3 separate regions of the Homo sapiens genome follow, and all the other regions are linked to region 1. A link is a contact called in ENCODE Hi-C or POLR2A ChIA-PET data. All regions are on one chromosome and are shown on one strand. Each heading gives the region's core, a stretch centred on a gene start or an enhancer-like site at or near the end of the contact. The rest is flanking DNA. Distances are from core to core; before and after follow the strand shown.

The links. A loop is a pair of places that touch in the nucleus more often than their neighbours do. ChIA-PET counts read pairs that join two places held with the same protein, here RNA polymerase II (POLR2A). Pooled maps may share reads with other maps.
Region 2: a loop to region 1 is called in a map with no recorded cell type, with 4 times the contacts of the local background. The contact joins two enhancer-like sites. A Hi-C loop is called at or near these places in 3 of 37 single-sample maps with no recorded cell type and 4 of 50 pooled maps.
Region 3: a pooled map shows a loop between it and region 1 (11-fold over the local background). The contact joins the promoter of LTC4S here to the enhancer-like site in region 1. A Hi-C loop is called at or near these places in 2 of 37 single-sample maps with no recorded cell type and 7 of 50 pooled maps. POLR2A ChIA-PET finds 5 or more read pairs at or near these places in 2 of 52 experiments (H1 and OCI-LY7).

Annotation. Positions count from the first base shown.
Region 1 is chr5:179,164,995-179,169,510 of GRCh38, reverse strand. All of the region lies in intron 5 of ADAMTS2 (ADAM metallopeptidase with thrombospondin type 1 motif 2), which reads left to right. Among named protein-coding and RNA genes, the nearest start is that of ZNF354C, 110 kb to the right of the region's middle. RefSeq lists a silencer at 2,099-2,308 and an enhancer at 1,922-2,423. Within about 2 kb of position 1,928, at least 4 of the 41 ENCODE cell types and tissues checked have a DNase peak (open chromatin) inside an H3K27ac peak, as active enhancers do.
Region 2 is chr5:178,286,913-178,291,428 of GRCh38, reverse strand. It overlaps COL23A1 (collagen type XXIII alpha 1 chain), which reads left to right. Exons shown (of 29, transcript NM_173465.4): 4 at 1,060-1,067; 5 at 3,079-3,105. Among named protein-coding and RNA genes, the nearest start is that of PHYKPL, 56 kb to the right of the region's middle. RefSeq lists enhancers at 3,703-4,247, 4,248-4,516. Within about 2 kb of position 1,772, at least 2 of the 41 ENCODE cell types and tissues checked have a DNase peak (open chromatin) inside an H3K27ac peak, as active enhancers do.
Region 3 is chr5:179,791,666-179,796,181 of GRCh38, reverse strand. LTC4S (leukotriene C4 synthase) reads right to left here and starts at 2,196. Exons shown (of 5, transcript NM_145867.2): 1 at 2,044-2,196; 2 at 499-598; 3 at 326-396; 4 at 160-241. The coding sequence starts at 2,101. RefSeq lists silencers at 1-591, 2,137-2,206 and enhancers at 401-1,073, 2,557-2,706, 2,727-2,806, 2,381-3,008.

The sequences.
Region 1 (4,516 bases), core at 679-3,178:
TCATCCTCCATCCACCTCCTCACCCAGACCTACCTGGGTCCAGAGAACTAGGAGGCACTAAGGCTGGACACTGCCCTTGGGAGGTGCCTTAGTCTGTTTGGGCTGCAATAACAGAAATACCTTAGACTGAGTAATTTATAACCAATGGAATTGTGTTACTCACTGTTCTGGGGGCTGGGAAGTCCAAGAGCAGGACGCCAGCAGAACTGATGTGTCGTAAGGACCCATTCCTCCTAGAGGGCACCTTCTAGCTGTGCCCTCGCATGATGGAAGGGTGAACAGGCTCCCTCAGGCTTCTTTTGTAAGGGTGCTAATCTCATTTATGGAGACTCCACCCTCATGACCTAATGACCTCTCAAAGACCACACTTCCTAATACCATAACATTGGTTCTCAGCTTTCAACCTTTCAAATGTGGGGGACACAACATTCAGATTCTAGCAGGAGGCCCCTCTTCTGCCTCCCCACAGGCCTGCACTGGCTCATGCCTGGGAAGGCTCAAGTTGAGAATCCTGTTCTGGCAGCTTGGCTCTCTCTGGGAATAGCTTCCCAGGCTTTGGGGAAGATGGCTGGAAACAAAATGCTGGAACGATATGGGAGTTCTGGCAGAGAAATGAGGTGCACGCCTCCTGCCCCAGCTCTCGTGGTTCTCTGTCGTGATGAGATTTGATCTGTAAGCCCTGCCTGGAACAAGAGACCTCCAGCCTTGGGGGAGCCCACTTTGCACTCAGCTGGGGGGCACGGTAGAACATGTGCTCACAGAGCAGGGATGGTGGGACCTTGTCCCTGCCATTCATTCTGGCTTTGTCCATACTCGTGGGACCTTTGGTGAGCAATTTAACATCATGGGGCCTTAGTTTCCCCCATAAGAGGAGGTCTGTGAAACCCCAGCACACAACAGGAATGACGACAATCATAAAGGCGTTCGTGCAAGTGACTGTTTGTAGAGCTTCTTCTGGGACAGGCACCGTCTGAAGCCCTTTATGTGACTTTATGCCCTCACCCCCACAGCAACCCTGTGGAGTAGGCGCTGTGATCATCCCCATTTGACAGTGAGGACCCTGGCTCCAGGGGGCGAGCGGCCTGCCCGGGGCCACACGCTGGTGGAGCCACTCTGCTCTGGGAGGAGGGGCTGGACTCTGTGATCCCGGCTGGTCAGGAGCACCAGCTTCAGGCTCCTTGTCCTGGTCCCCTGAGGGTCAGTTGCTCCCAACCAAGAGTGACTTTGCCACCCCTCCCCCCACCCGGGGGACATTTGGCAGTGTCTGGAGAGACTTTTGGTTGTCACGACTAGGGGGAGGGTTCCACTGGGTTCTGGCAAGGAGTGCCCAGGGGTGTGCTCAACATCCTGCCATGAACAGGGTGCCCGCCTCACCCAACAGGAATTATCTGGCCCCAAATATCTGGAGTGCTGAGGTTGAGAAATGTGGTCTGCTCACCAGAACCCAACCTCCCTGCTGTCCTATCCTGCACCTGTTTAGGAGGCTGGTCTGAGGCAGGAGGGCCCCTCTGGGATGGGGACGGTTGAGAAGCTTTGCTGAAGCCGCATCCCCTTGGGGGCATGAGCCAGCCCCAGCGGGTAGGCCAGTCCCCAGGGACTGGTGTTATACTCCATCAGTATCAACAGCACGGCAGAGACAAGGACAAGGGACATTTGTGGGCGCTGACTGCACCCTGCCTGAACTGTCATGGGCGGAAGCCCCCCAGCTCCAAGCTCGGAGCTGCAGTTGTGCCCATTTTGCAGGTGGGGACAAGTAAGGTAACTTGCCCAAGAACAGAGCAGATGAGATATTTCGGCCGGGCCTAGAGCTGCCCAGGTGACCTCACCTGCCACCTGCAGTGGACTTGGTGAGCCTCGGTCGCGTGGCGGCCTGCGGGGCTGGCTGAGTGCGCCTTGCCCAGCAGGCAGAGCCTCCTGGCGGGGCGGGCGCGGTTCCAGCGGAGGCGGCCTCCAGGCTGCTGATCCCCATCCCGGTTTCCTCCCACGTCTCCTTGACTGAAGGAGGGAAGAGCATAGATAATTCAGCTCCTTCCAGAGCAAACAATGGAAATGTCGGAGAGCAACGATTGGAACAGAACTTTTTGCTCAGGTCATAATTGATGTATTTAGGGTGAGGCCCAGAGGCTGTCTTGGGGCCGCTGGGGCCCCGGGAGCCCGGGTGCGGCCGCGGAGTCTGGGCGCCGGGTGCGTCCCCGGCCCGGGCCGCTGTTCTCGCGGCAGCAGCGCCACCTGGTGGCCGCTCGGGCCCGGCCCTTCCTCTGCCCGCCCCGCGCGGGGGGCAGCACCCCGACCTCTTTCCGGCTGTGGGACTCAGGCGAGTCCTTTCAGTTGTCTGAGACGCAGTTCGTCATCCGGAAGGTAGGAAAATGAAGTGGAAGCGAGGTGTCGTGTGCCAAGCCTGAGCCTAGCGGGGCGCTCCTTGCGGACGGTGACTTCCTGCTGGGGTCAGCATCTGCCGGGGCGGCCCTTTGGGCTCACTTCCCCAGGCCTCCCGAGAACGTCCCCGCAGCCGGCGCCTCCCTCCCTGCCCAGCCTGGCTCCTGAGGGTGCTCGTGTTCATTCCTTCATCACTGAGCGCCCAGCAGCCGGGGTCCTCTGGCCGCGTTCGCTGCCTCATCCTGGCATGGAGAGCAGAAGCCGGGATTGCTCCGTGAAGGGAGGAGTGGGGCTACTGAGGGCAGGCGTGGGCCAGGGCTGGGGCACAGACTCGGGCCCAGCAACCACCCGGCCCTCAAGGAGCTTAGGCTTTAGTGACTCAGAGGCCAGCGACAGCAACAGGCACATCCCCAGTAGGTGCCCCATCTGGCAGGTGACCGATCGCACGCAGGAGGAGGGACCCGGCGGGCAGCTCAGAGCCAGGGTCCCGCGGCCAGGATGGGGCTGGGACTTGGAGCTGGACGCAGCCTACTCGTCCACCCAAGGCCCACGGGCCCCCTAAGCTCCTGGCTGTTCCCTGAGGCCCGTGGGGTTACCCAGACCCCTGCAGGCTGGGCCTGAGGTTCAGGGGCCCGCAGTGTTTCCTCACCCTTGCCCTGGCCAAGCCTCCTGACAGCCCTGGGGAGCATTCAGCAAAGTGACCTTCTGACCCAAGGTGAGGGCCATCAAGCTCTTGCCTCCCTAAGGCCCTCAGATCTGCCCTCTCCACCTCATGGTGGGATCCCTGGGTCTTTCAGGCATGTCCTCAGACCCTTTCCAGCCCGGGCCAGGGGAGCCAAACAGGCTGAACCCGGAGGAAACACCATCCTTCTTGGGACCAGGCTCCCGGTGCTGCTGTGGGAGGGCCCCAGGGGCCTGGACGAGTGTCTGCCTCCTGCATCTGGGCAGCTCTGTGAACCAGCATAGCAAGGAGGGTCTCCATGTGGACATAGGTGGGCACTCATGATGGCCAAGGAGGACCCTGCACTCTGGAAGAGCCAGCCTGGTCCAGGGCCCCAGAGCACTCGGGCAGTGGAGCCCAGTTGGGAGCCCATGTCTGCAGTGGTCGATGTCACCTCCAAACAGGGGTGGCAGAGCCCTCCATGAGGGGTGACGACTGTCCTGGGGCCCCTGTAGAGGATCCGATCAGCCTCTTGGAAGCTCATCTGTTCCCGTGCTCTGAGCTAGGGTCAGCCCACTCAGGACTCCTCCTGCATCCTGGGCTGGATGGGCCCCTGGACTTCATCCACAGCCCTACTGCAGGCTTCTCCCGCCTGGCTCTTCTGGGGCCCTAGGCTGGACCTGGGAGTTCTGGGAGCTGCTGCCGCTGTGAAGAGTCTGCCCTCAGAGGCCCTGCCTCACTCAGGAGGTGGACCCTGCAGCTACCATGCAGCCCCAGGGCCTCGAAATGTCCATCCCCGGTCATACAGCACCATCTACCGCCCCCTGCTCTGGAGGCTGGGTGCCCGCGGCTGCCCCTGGGAGGGACTGGCTGCCCTGTAAAGTCCCTGGCTGGTCCTGCAGCCACCCCCTTTGCAGAGCCCAGGGTGCTACGGCTCACTCCTGGTCCCCCCCTCAGCACAGCTAGGAACAGGTGGAGTCACACAGACAGACTTTCCTAGAGGAGCCGTGCAGAGCCGAGCAGGCAGCTGGAAGTCAGGTGCATTCAGGACTGGGAGGGACGTAGATGACCAGGGCGAGCTGGTGAAAGACTCCTCAGTGGAAACAAGCAGTGCAGCCTCCCTCACTTCTGGAGGAGATCCATATATGAGAAATGTGTCTTCTTCTCGCTCAGGGGAAGCACAGTTCCCAGGCTTGATACATAGCAAGGGCACAGGATGGTGGGGGCTGGGGTGCCCCAGGCAGCAGGGACCCATCTGGCCTCCTGCATGCAGGCCAGGTGGCAGAGGAGCAAAGGAGGTCGCATCCCAGCAGGTGGTCCCGCTGGAGCCCAAGTGACCCACAGGGGAGTTCACTGCATGTCAGGACAGTATCCTTGGCTGGAGGTCTCAGCGGAGAGACCTGAGCTTGGCTCTTCCCTTGGGTTCCGACTGCCTCCAGTAGCGAGGGCCTTGCCCTGTCCACGGCCAGCCCAGACTTC
Region 2 (4,516 bases), core at 523-3,022, 880 kb after region 1:
AGGGCCCTTGTGCTATGCATGGAGCTTCCTGGCCTTCTCCTTGTGTAATGTCCTCTTAAGGATCTGTCTGCTCAGTCAACATTCATGAGCCAGGGCTCTTGCCTCTTGCACTCACTACTGGTCCCGTTAGTTACCCCCATGGCTCCTGGCTCATACTTGGGACGTATAAATCGTGCTGGCCGCTGACTGCCGGGTGCTGCCTCCCCGTGTGGCCTCATTCTCGAGTGAGGTTCGGGGTCTGGTTTGGCAGCCGCGTGGCTTAGTGCACAGAGCCTAGGGGTGGTAGAGTTGGGAGACCTCCTTCCATCCAGCATGCGCTCACTCCACCATAATCAACGATGTGGCCCCACACAAGTCGCTGCTCTGTGAGCCTCTGCGTTATCAGCTGTCCAGTGGAGATGTTCATCAGACCTCTCACAAAAGATGGTTGGGAAGGTCAAATGCAATAACGAGTATGCAACATGCTTCACAAGCTGTGAGGTGAAGCCCCTGTGGGCCTCATAAGGGTTCTCTGTGAGCCCTCATCTGGTAGACAAGCCTCAGCTGCAGCCCCAGGCCCTGCTACTCCTCATGCATTTCTAACCCTGGAGCTGGGCAGCAGGAGCCCCCTCCCCCAAAAAGCCTGTTCAGCCACACCCATTTGCCATTCCTCCCAGTATTCTCTCTGTCCAAAATGTTTGCTCCCCCAGTCTGCCCTCAATAGAAATAAACCATCCCCTCAGGAGCACCAGAGCTTGTCCTTTAAGTAGGAACATGTTCCAATTCCTACTCAGTGCCAGAACCCAAAGCTGCCTGGTGACATGAATGCATGCACCCATGCATGTGGGAACTGTCACCACCACCCCCGTGACCATCCCGGCCCCTCCAAGGGCAAAGGTGCTCCTTCTGCTCTGCCCCCAGCTTCAGGCCGTGGCAGGAAACAGCCATGGCAGCATCAAAGCCTTCCGGGGAGAGGTGGCCAGGAGCCGTGCTGAGGACAGGTGAGGGGACCGTGCTGAGGACAGGCGAGGGGACTCTGCCTTCCACACTGACTGTGGCTTCTCTGCTTGTGTTTTGCAGGTCCTCCAGTAAGTGTCCTGGACTGTGCTGTCTGCTTCTGAAAGATAAGATGTTTGGTTCTCTCTCTGTTGCAATTCCATGAACATAATTTTGGTTAGGGAGGTGTGTCCTCAGAAAACATCAGTCCTATTAAAAAGTGGCCAGGTGCGGTGGCTCACGCCTGGAATCCCAGCACTTTGGGAGGCCAAGGTGGACAGATCACTTGAGATCAGAAGTTTGAGACCAGCCTGGCCAACATAGTGAGACCTCGTCTCTACTAAAAATACAAAAAATAGCCAGGCGTGGTGGCGGGTGCCTGTAACCCCAGCTACTCAGGAAATCGAGGCACGAAAAATTGCTTGAACCCAGGAGGCAGAGGTTGCAGTGAGTCGAGATCGCACCACTGCACTCCAGCCTGGGCAGCAGACAGAATGAGACCCCGTCTCAAACACAAAAACAAAAACTCATGTGTTTGGGGGGAAAAAATCAGTCATACAGGAGTCATGTTATATTTTAATTTGTAGATGAATGCAGGCACAGAATTCCACAGGCTTGACCTGTTCGCCGGAACGTTCTGTGACCATTTTCCTAGCAAGAGAGCCAGCGCACAAGCCTGGTTGTTCCTCACCAAATCTTGGGCTCACCTTGGTACACGGAAATGCTAGCACCATGTCCGTAGCTTTAAAATGCTCCGTGACAGTTGACGTTTCTAAATGCTTCAGTGTCCCGTGCTTTGGCAGAAAGAGCTGTAGAGTCGGGCAGTTGTCCCAGGAATTAGTCGGGCTTGACCACTAGACCCTGGGGTTCATTTTTCTTCTTTGCCAGAATGTGGATCAGACAGCTGAGACCTTGTGAGCACACCTGGCTGGTGAGGGCATGGCACTGGAGCAGGAGGAAAATGTCACTGCATTTGTGAGGGGTGTGAAGGGTATGAGGGAAGCACTGGGCAGCTCCCTTGAACTTCTCCTGGCCGGCCAGAGGCAGGTTTGAATGCAGGGGATTGCAAGTGGTCCTAGAAATCCCATTCATTCTCCAGGGCAAAGGATGTGCCTGCCTTTGATTCATGCTGTCAGTTTTTCAGAGCCCGGTAAATCCCAGTTAATCCACTCAAGAAGCACATTGACAGTCAGAGCCAAAATCAGCCTTCTCAAGGAATTCCTTTCAGATGAGCCCTTTTATTTTTTACTTCCGTGTACCATGATTGGTTTCCCGATCAGTGCCCTTCGGAATCTGGGCTTCTCGGTGCATGCAGCCCCACCGTGAGCCAAGCAAGACAGCAGGATTGTGTTGATTTATTGGCTTCAAGCGATGTTTGGCAGCTGAGTTCTTCCTGGCTGTCTCAGGGAGGCTAGCGTGTGTGAACTTGCTGAAGTACCTAACGCCGGGGGCTATAGAGTGTTTTTTTTGTTTCTTTTTTAACTTGGCAGTTAAAATAGTAAATGAATTAAACAAATGCAGAAATTCTCAAGCTGCAACCTGGAAGGGTCTGACCTGGGAGATGGGTGCCCAAGTGTGGAACACAGGCAGGGTGGTCACTGCTCCAGGGTCTGGAACTAGGGGGCAGAGAAGCATGCAGCCACAGTGAACGCCCCCCGATATTCCTGGCTTCTAAGGCTCTCTTTCTTGGTTCACCCCATCCCAGTGGCAACTGAGAGGAAACAGGCTCTCTTCCAGGCCTAGTTTAAGGAGCATTTTCAGTTCCTGGTTGGTCGTGTGGTTGTGGCTGCACCCTCCAGAACCCCACGTCCCCACGTGGCATTTACCCTATGCCTGGCCAGCGTGGGGAGGGCACACATGTGACTGTGCCCGGAGCCCCGATGAAGCCCTGAGGCTCTTGGTCCCTCCAGCCTGGCCCTCTGAGGCAGGAAAGGGCTGCTCTGCCCCCAAGACCCCTGGAGCCCTTGAGTCCTCCCGCTGCAGAGGAAGTCACCAACCAGCTGTCGGGGGGCGGGTGTGGGTCTGGGCCCTGATTGAGCTCTAAGTGTTGCCATATGGTTTCTGCCGAAACTCTGATTATTAATGACATATTAATTACCACAGGGGCAATCAGGACGAGATGGCTACCCGGTAATTTGTCATTTATTTTTTTGCTCTCTTCACCCTTTTCTCTTAAACCAATATTCTTTCCCTGAGCCTTGATTTAACTCTGTCTGCGCTCCTGTCTCTTCTGCTCCTCAGCAGCCGTGGTCTTTCTGTGGAGGCGATTAGCGTGAGCTCTGGGGAGGTAAAGGCTGCACAGATCTCCAGGGCTGCCCTGGAGGCAAGGCAGAGCACCTCGAGCAGGTGTCTGGGTGGCACTGAATCCACCTGCCACTGCTTCTTCAGTAAGTCCAGCCAAGAGCCAACAGTCCAGCCCCCGCACTGTGGCGTGCTCCACTGGAGGGCTGGGCCTCTTCCCAGTGGGCAGAGGACTCCCTGTCCCAGCCACCGCTCCTCGTCATCACTCGATAACAGGAGACTGGCTGGTTCCAGTTTGGCTGTGGTGTCATCCCTTGGCAGATCTCTTAAAATTAACCCAAAAGCTAGCGCATTCCTGGGATAGATGTCCTAGCCCCGGCCAAGTGAGCACCACGTCAGCAGCAAGACGCAGCGTGGCTGTGCCGCTGTCAGGTCCTGTGCGGGGGTTGAGGGTCGTGGCAGCAGCATCCGGAGGTCCTGGGATGTCAGAAAGAGTAGGGGGAGCCCAGCAGCAGAAGAGATTGGCAGGGCCGTCAGGGGAGGGGCAGATTCATTTTGTGCCTCCAGGGCAGGAAGATGCAGGGAGGGAAATGCTGGCTGATTCGGGACAGATCTGTGCAGTCAGGACGGCTGGTGATAGAGAGCGGTGGTCCCCGGTCCTGCAGCGGAGGAGAGGAGGCCAGCCCCAGCACCAGGGAGACTTGACGTGGGGTCCACTCTGCTTCCTCTCGGCTGAGTGACCTTAAGAGAAGGTGCTCACCTTCGCTGAGCTTCAATTTCCTGCTCTGTGAATGCAGAGATGAAGGCACATGATGTGTCACAAACCCAGCCCTCCAGGACTTGGTGGTAACTCTGGGGAACATTGACTTCATGCTGGAGTGGCCCCGTGCTGGGCTGAGTCAAGTTTGGGATCTCCCAGGCAGTCCGGGCAGCTCCCCCAGCAATGAGCAGCCTGGCCTCTCAGACTCTGCGGAAGTAAGAATGAAATGTGAAAACCAGCTGGGACCCACCCTCATCCCATGGCACACCTGGGGTTAGGGCCCTGCCGCAGTCCCCAGCTGCTCTTCTGATTAGGCAAGGGTCAGGCTCCCGTCTCCTGCACACGGCAGCCCGGACCTTTGGGCGTCCAGCATCTTGGGGAAGCACAGGCTTTCGCTGGAAAGTTCAGCCCCGCATCTTGGCATTATTCGCTGTACCAGTACCGGCTCGGGAGGACCGGAGACTAACAGAACCACTCCTGGCATGACGCAGTTCCCTTCACCCCGGGTTACTCTGTATTCACAGGTCCAGAGGGGAGAGG
Region 3 (4,516 bases), core at 947-3,446, 630 kb before region 1:
GGGGACTTCCTCTGGCCGCCGCCAGGGCTCGCCCACCGAATCCCCAAAGGCGCTGGGCTCCGGCCCGTCGCCCGCCCCCAGCTTCGGTCCCGCTCCCCAGGAGCCCCGCCCGCCCGCGATCTTTCCCCGGCCCCGCCCCGCTCCCCGCCCGGCCCTCACCTGAGCTGCGCGGAGCGCGCGTAGCCCTGGAAGTAGCGGAGGCGCGCGAACAGGTAGACCAGGCCGCACAGGGCCGCCGCCCCTGCGAGAGGTACGCACGGGCCTGGTGAGCGCCCTGCGCGGGTCCCGGGGGTCCAGCGCGTGCGCCCCTGCCCCACACCCCGACCTTCATGAAAGAAGATGCCGGCGACCCAGAGCGTGGCGAGGAACAGCGGGAAGTACTCGCTGCAGTTCACCCTGCGGTGGGCGGGTGGGATGAGCGCGCCGGCCGGGATGGTCCTGCGACCCGGACCCGCCTGGGGCTCGCTCCCCGCCCCGCGCCCTCCCGCCGCGCCTCACTGGGCTCGGTAGACGCGCTCGAACTCGGGTGGGCCGGTGGTGAGCGGCGGCGACACGCGGAAGGCCCTGCGCGCCGAGATCACCTGCAGGGAGAAGTAGGCTGGGGGAGGAGGGGGAGCGGGAGTCAGGTCTGGACACCCGAAGCCCCAGAGATGGGAGTGGGAGGGATCCTGCAATCTGGCCCTTCACTTGGCCGTGTCCTCTCCTCCCTAAGGCGGAACCCCGCCCCCTCCCCGCCCGAGGAGACCTCTCGTCTCACCCATCCCTGGCCTGCCCTGTGTCCCTGACATTCAGCGAGGAGGGCAGGGCTGAAGCCTGGGGCGCAGAGAGGCCCTGTCCCAACCTGTGAGTGTATGGGGGAGGGTGAGTGATTCAGGCACAGGGACACCTGCTCCGCGAGAGAGACCACTTGAGTCCTTGTTTCTGAATCATTTCACTCTCAAAACACAGGCAAATGCAGCTTTCAGGTCCCTGGCCAGGAAGTGCCTCGGGAGTCTGAGGGCAGAGCTGGCTGCATCCTCCCAGGTGCAAGGAAGCACACTCCCTGTAGCTAACAGTCCCTGGTCACCCACCTACCAGCGCCCACCAGCAGGGCCCTCTGACCCTGCCTCAGGCCGGGATCACTAAAGCCTGCGTCCCTGTGCCTCCAAACCTCAGTTTCTCTGTTCCTGCATTCCGGTCCCAGGCCTAAATCTGACAGACACCTTCTCTCCTGCTCCCAGGAGGTTGCAGCTGGGACTCTCCTAGCCTAACCCCAGGACCCCAGGGCTGGGGTAGTTGCAGAGGGTGGGCTGGCCCTAAAGTTTCTCTGTGGGCAGGAGCCCTTCTCTTGGTCAGGTGAGGCCAGGCCAGACCACACACAGACCAGTGCTGGCTGTGCGCTCCCTCCCCAGACCTCCCGTCGGACCATCTCCCCCTGAGTCCTGCAGCCCTGGCACCTTTGGTTCTGGGCCCTCTGCAGATGGGTGTCACAGGGTGGCCATCCAGCTCAGTGCAGGAGCAGCTGGAGGTCAGGCTGGCCTGTCTGTTCAGCCCCTTCAGAGCCCCCTCCCCAGGCTGTGCCTTATCCTAGCCCACACACTGTGGAGTAGTGGTGTCTCTTAGGTGGCAAGGATATCTGGCCAAGGAATGTGTCCTTTAGGGCCAGTCTGAGAAAGGCATTAAGCAGGCTCTTTTTAGGGGGCTGGAGGAAGGAGTCCCACCTCTACCCTGCTCCACGTGGTCCCAGTATGGAGGTGCCTTTGAAGCAGAGCCAGGGAATGGGGGCCGCTTGCTGGGACGCCCAGAGAGGGGACAGCTGGAAAGAGCAGAGATCAGCTTCCCCAAGCCCATGGCTATCCTACCATTTGTCCTGGCACCCTTGCCACCCCCAAGTCCTACAGCTCTCACAGCCAGGTGCCCCCCAGTTCCCTGAAAGTCCCCACCCTCTTCCAGCTTGGGCCTGGGCTGGAGTCCCCACCTCTGCCCTCCACCTGGGCCTAGGGGGCAGAGGGCAAGCTGTAGGGATCTAAGGCCCACCCTCTTCCTAGATAGGAACCAGCCCACCTTGCAGCAGGACTCCCAGGAGGGTGACAGCAGCCAGTAGAGCTACCTCGTCCTTCATGGTACCGTCGGTGTGGTGGCACGGGCTGTGTGTGAAGGCGAGCTGGGGAACGCTTAGCCCCGTCTGCTGCTCAGAGGACGGCCCAGGAGAGGAAGAGCAGCCTCGGTGCTCTCCCCGCCCCATCTCAGTGGAGGGGGTGCACGGGGGTGTGACCATACCACACAGAGCCAGGGAGCCAGGCCAAGCCAGCAGGGAGGAAACCAAAGTCTGGGCAGGGGAGAGCAGCTAGCTGGAGACCGCCTCACCACTTCCTGCTTGTTCGTGCCCCTTCCTTGCCTAGTCCCGCGTGGCAGAGCCCAAGCTGTCCATCTGGGTCAGCTCCAGCTGTGGGTGTGCCCCCTGCTGCACCACCCCACTTTCTCCAGGGCCTTGCAGACCCCCACATCATGCTGGAGCCAGCCCCAGGCTCCCGGCTAACTCCTCCACCCACCTTATCTGTTCCCTGTCCCCATCCAGGCTGTTCCTGGCAACCCCTGCCAAACCCTCCTCTGCGGAAGCCCTTCCCAGTGCCTTTGGCTTCAGAATGGAGTCCCAGCGCCCCCCCAGCCACACTGGGCCCCACAAGCTCTTTCTCCTTCAGGAAACCTCATGCCTGCCAGCCTTAGTCGTTGTAGGGGTTCCATGCACAAGGGCCACCCTGCCAGGAGGAAACCTGTCCAAGGCCCCCTGGGTGGCGGGAGGGTCAGCCCTTGTGGGCCATCCCTCTCCCAGGCCTCTCTTGGGCCTCCCACAACAGTCACCTGCTGTGTCTTTCTGCCCCGCAGCCCTCTTGCCTCAAGGTAACAACCCTCCACCACCTTCCTAGACGGCTGCCCTCCCCACACTCAGGCCCTGTGGTCTGGACAGTGCTGACTCCTGCCCCTTCCAGGCCTGTGAGATGGACACTGAGCCAAGGCTGACTCAAGATGGTGAGATGTAGTTCTGGAAACTTCCTTAGGACTTTGGGACAGGAAACTCAGAGTGGGGAGGGGGACTACGGCGGGCCACCCTGAGGACAGAGCCCACGCAGGGCCAGGTGGAGAGGAAAGGTGGCACCCGAGGACTCCTGCCTGGAGTTCTGGGTGTCTCCCTCGCCCCGCCTGGAGCGCCCCCGGCCGCCCCCCTCGCCCTGCCTGGAGTGCCCCTGGCCGCCAGCCTTCCCAGTTGGGCCTAACGGTCACTTCCTCTTTTGGCTTGAGTGGGTTTGCGGTGGCTTTTGGTCAGAAGTGGCAAAGTCCAGACTGACCCAGAAGCACGGGCAGGAGCTGGGGGAGGCCACAGGCCGTGCTGCAGGGGTCGGGCCGCATGGTTCTGCCCTCGCACCTGGTCCTTCCTTGCTGCCCCAAGCTCAGCTCCAGCCTGAGGCTCGGAGCCTGTTGGGCTCTCTCAGAATCCCTTCTTCCTCCTCTGGGTATCGCCCCTGCCCCCGGAAACCAGATATGCCCCAGCTGGGGGCTCTGTGAGCTCCTCCAGGGCAGGGGCCAGGGCTCAGGCCCGGCCCCTGCTTTAGACCAAGCTGTGACAGTCATCTTGGGGCTCAGTGATGGAGGACTGCCTCCTAGATCCCGGACACAGATGTAGTGCCAGGGAGCGATGGTGGCCGCGTCCTCAGACTCTGCCCACTCAGCCTCCTTCCTCCCTGAAACCTGCCCCACAGGGCCTGCCTGAAGGGTGGGATGCAGCCCACCACGCAGGGGTTGACGCTGGTGCCAGTGGGCTGTGCCCAGGGTGTCTGTGTGCACCACGCATACATACCTGCATGCCCCTTGGTCAGTTGTCACACACCCATGTCTCTGTGCTTGTGGGTGTCCAAGTGTCTTCGTGAGTCCAGGCCCTCCTGTCAGCCAAGCTCTCATTTCCTCCAAGGCCTGAATGTCCTCCCGTCGGAGTTCATCCCCTCAGTCCACAGCAGGAAGCCAAAGCCTAACATCAGCAGCTTCTGAGGAAGTCCCTTGGCAGATGTGCAGGGCAGGGACCTGGGTCTTGGCCCCGGGAGCCCTCCCCGGGTCTCTTGGTTCCCACCTCCCTCCCTCTGAGCCTGCCCAGGCTGTCAGGGCCCTGCCTGGGCTCAAGCCAGCTCAAGCTGACAGGAGGGCCAGCCAAGCCCCCACCCCTGCTCGGGCCACCCAGCTTCCATCTTCCTGTCTAGCTCTGGAGGCACCAGCATCAGGAGGGAAGCGAAAGCTCCTCCCTGAGCCTCCACAGAGCCCTAAGGAGTCTCTGATGCCCACTCACCAGGACCTCTGGGCGGCAGAAAGGCCGGCAGAACCATTGCACAGAGAAGAAATCAGAACTTCTGTGGAGTGGATCATAGGCAGTGCACAACTCAGACCCTGAGCTTGAACAAGAAAGTTTATTTAGAAATTATTTTATATTTGAGACAGGATCGTGCTCTGTTGCCCAGGCTGGAGTGCAGTGGCTCAACATGCCTCACTG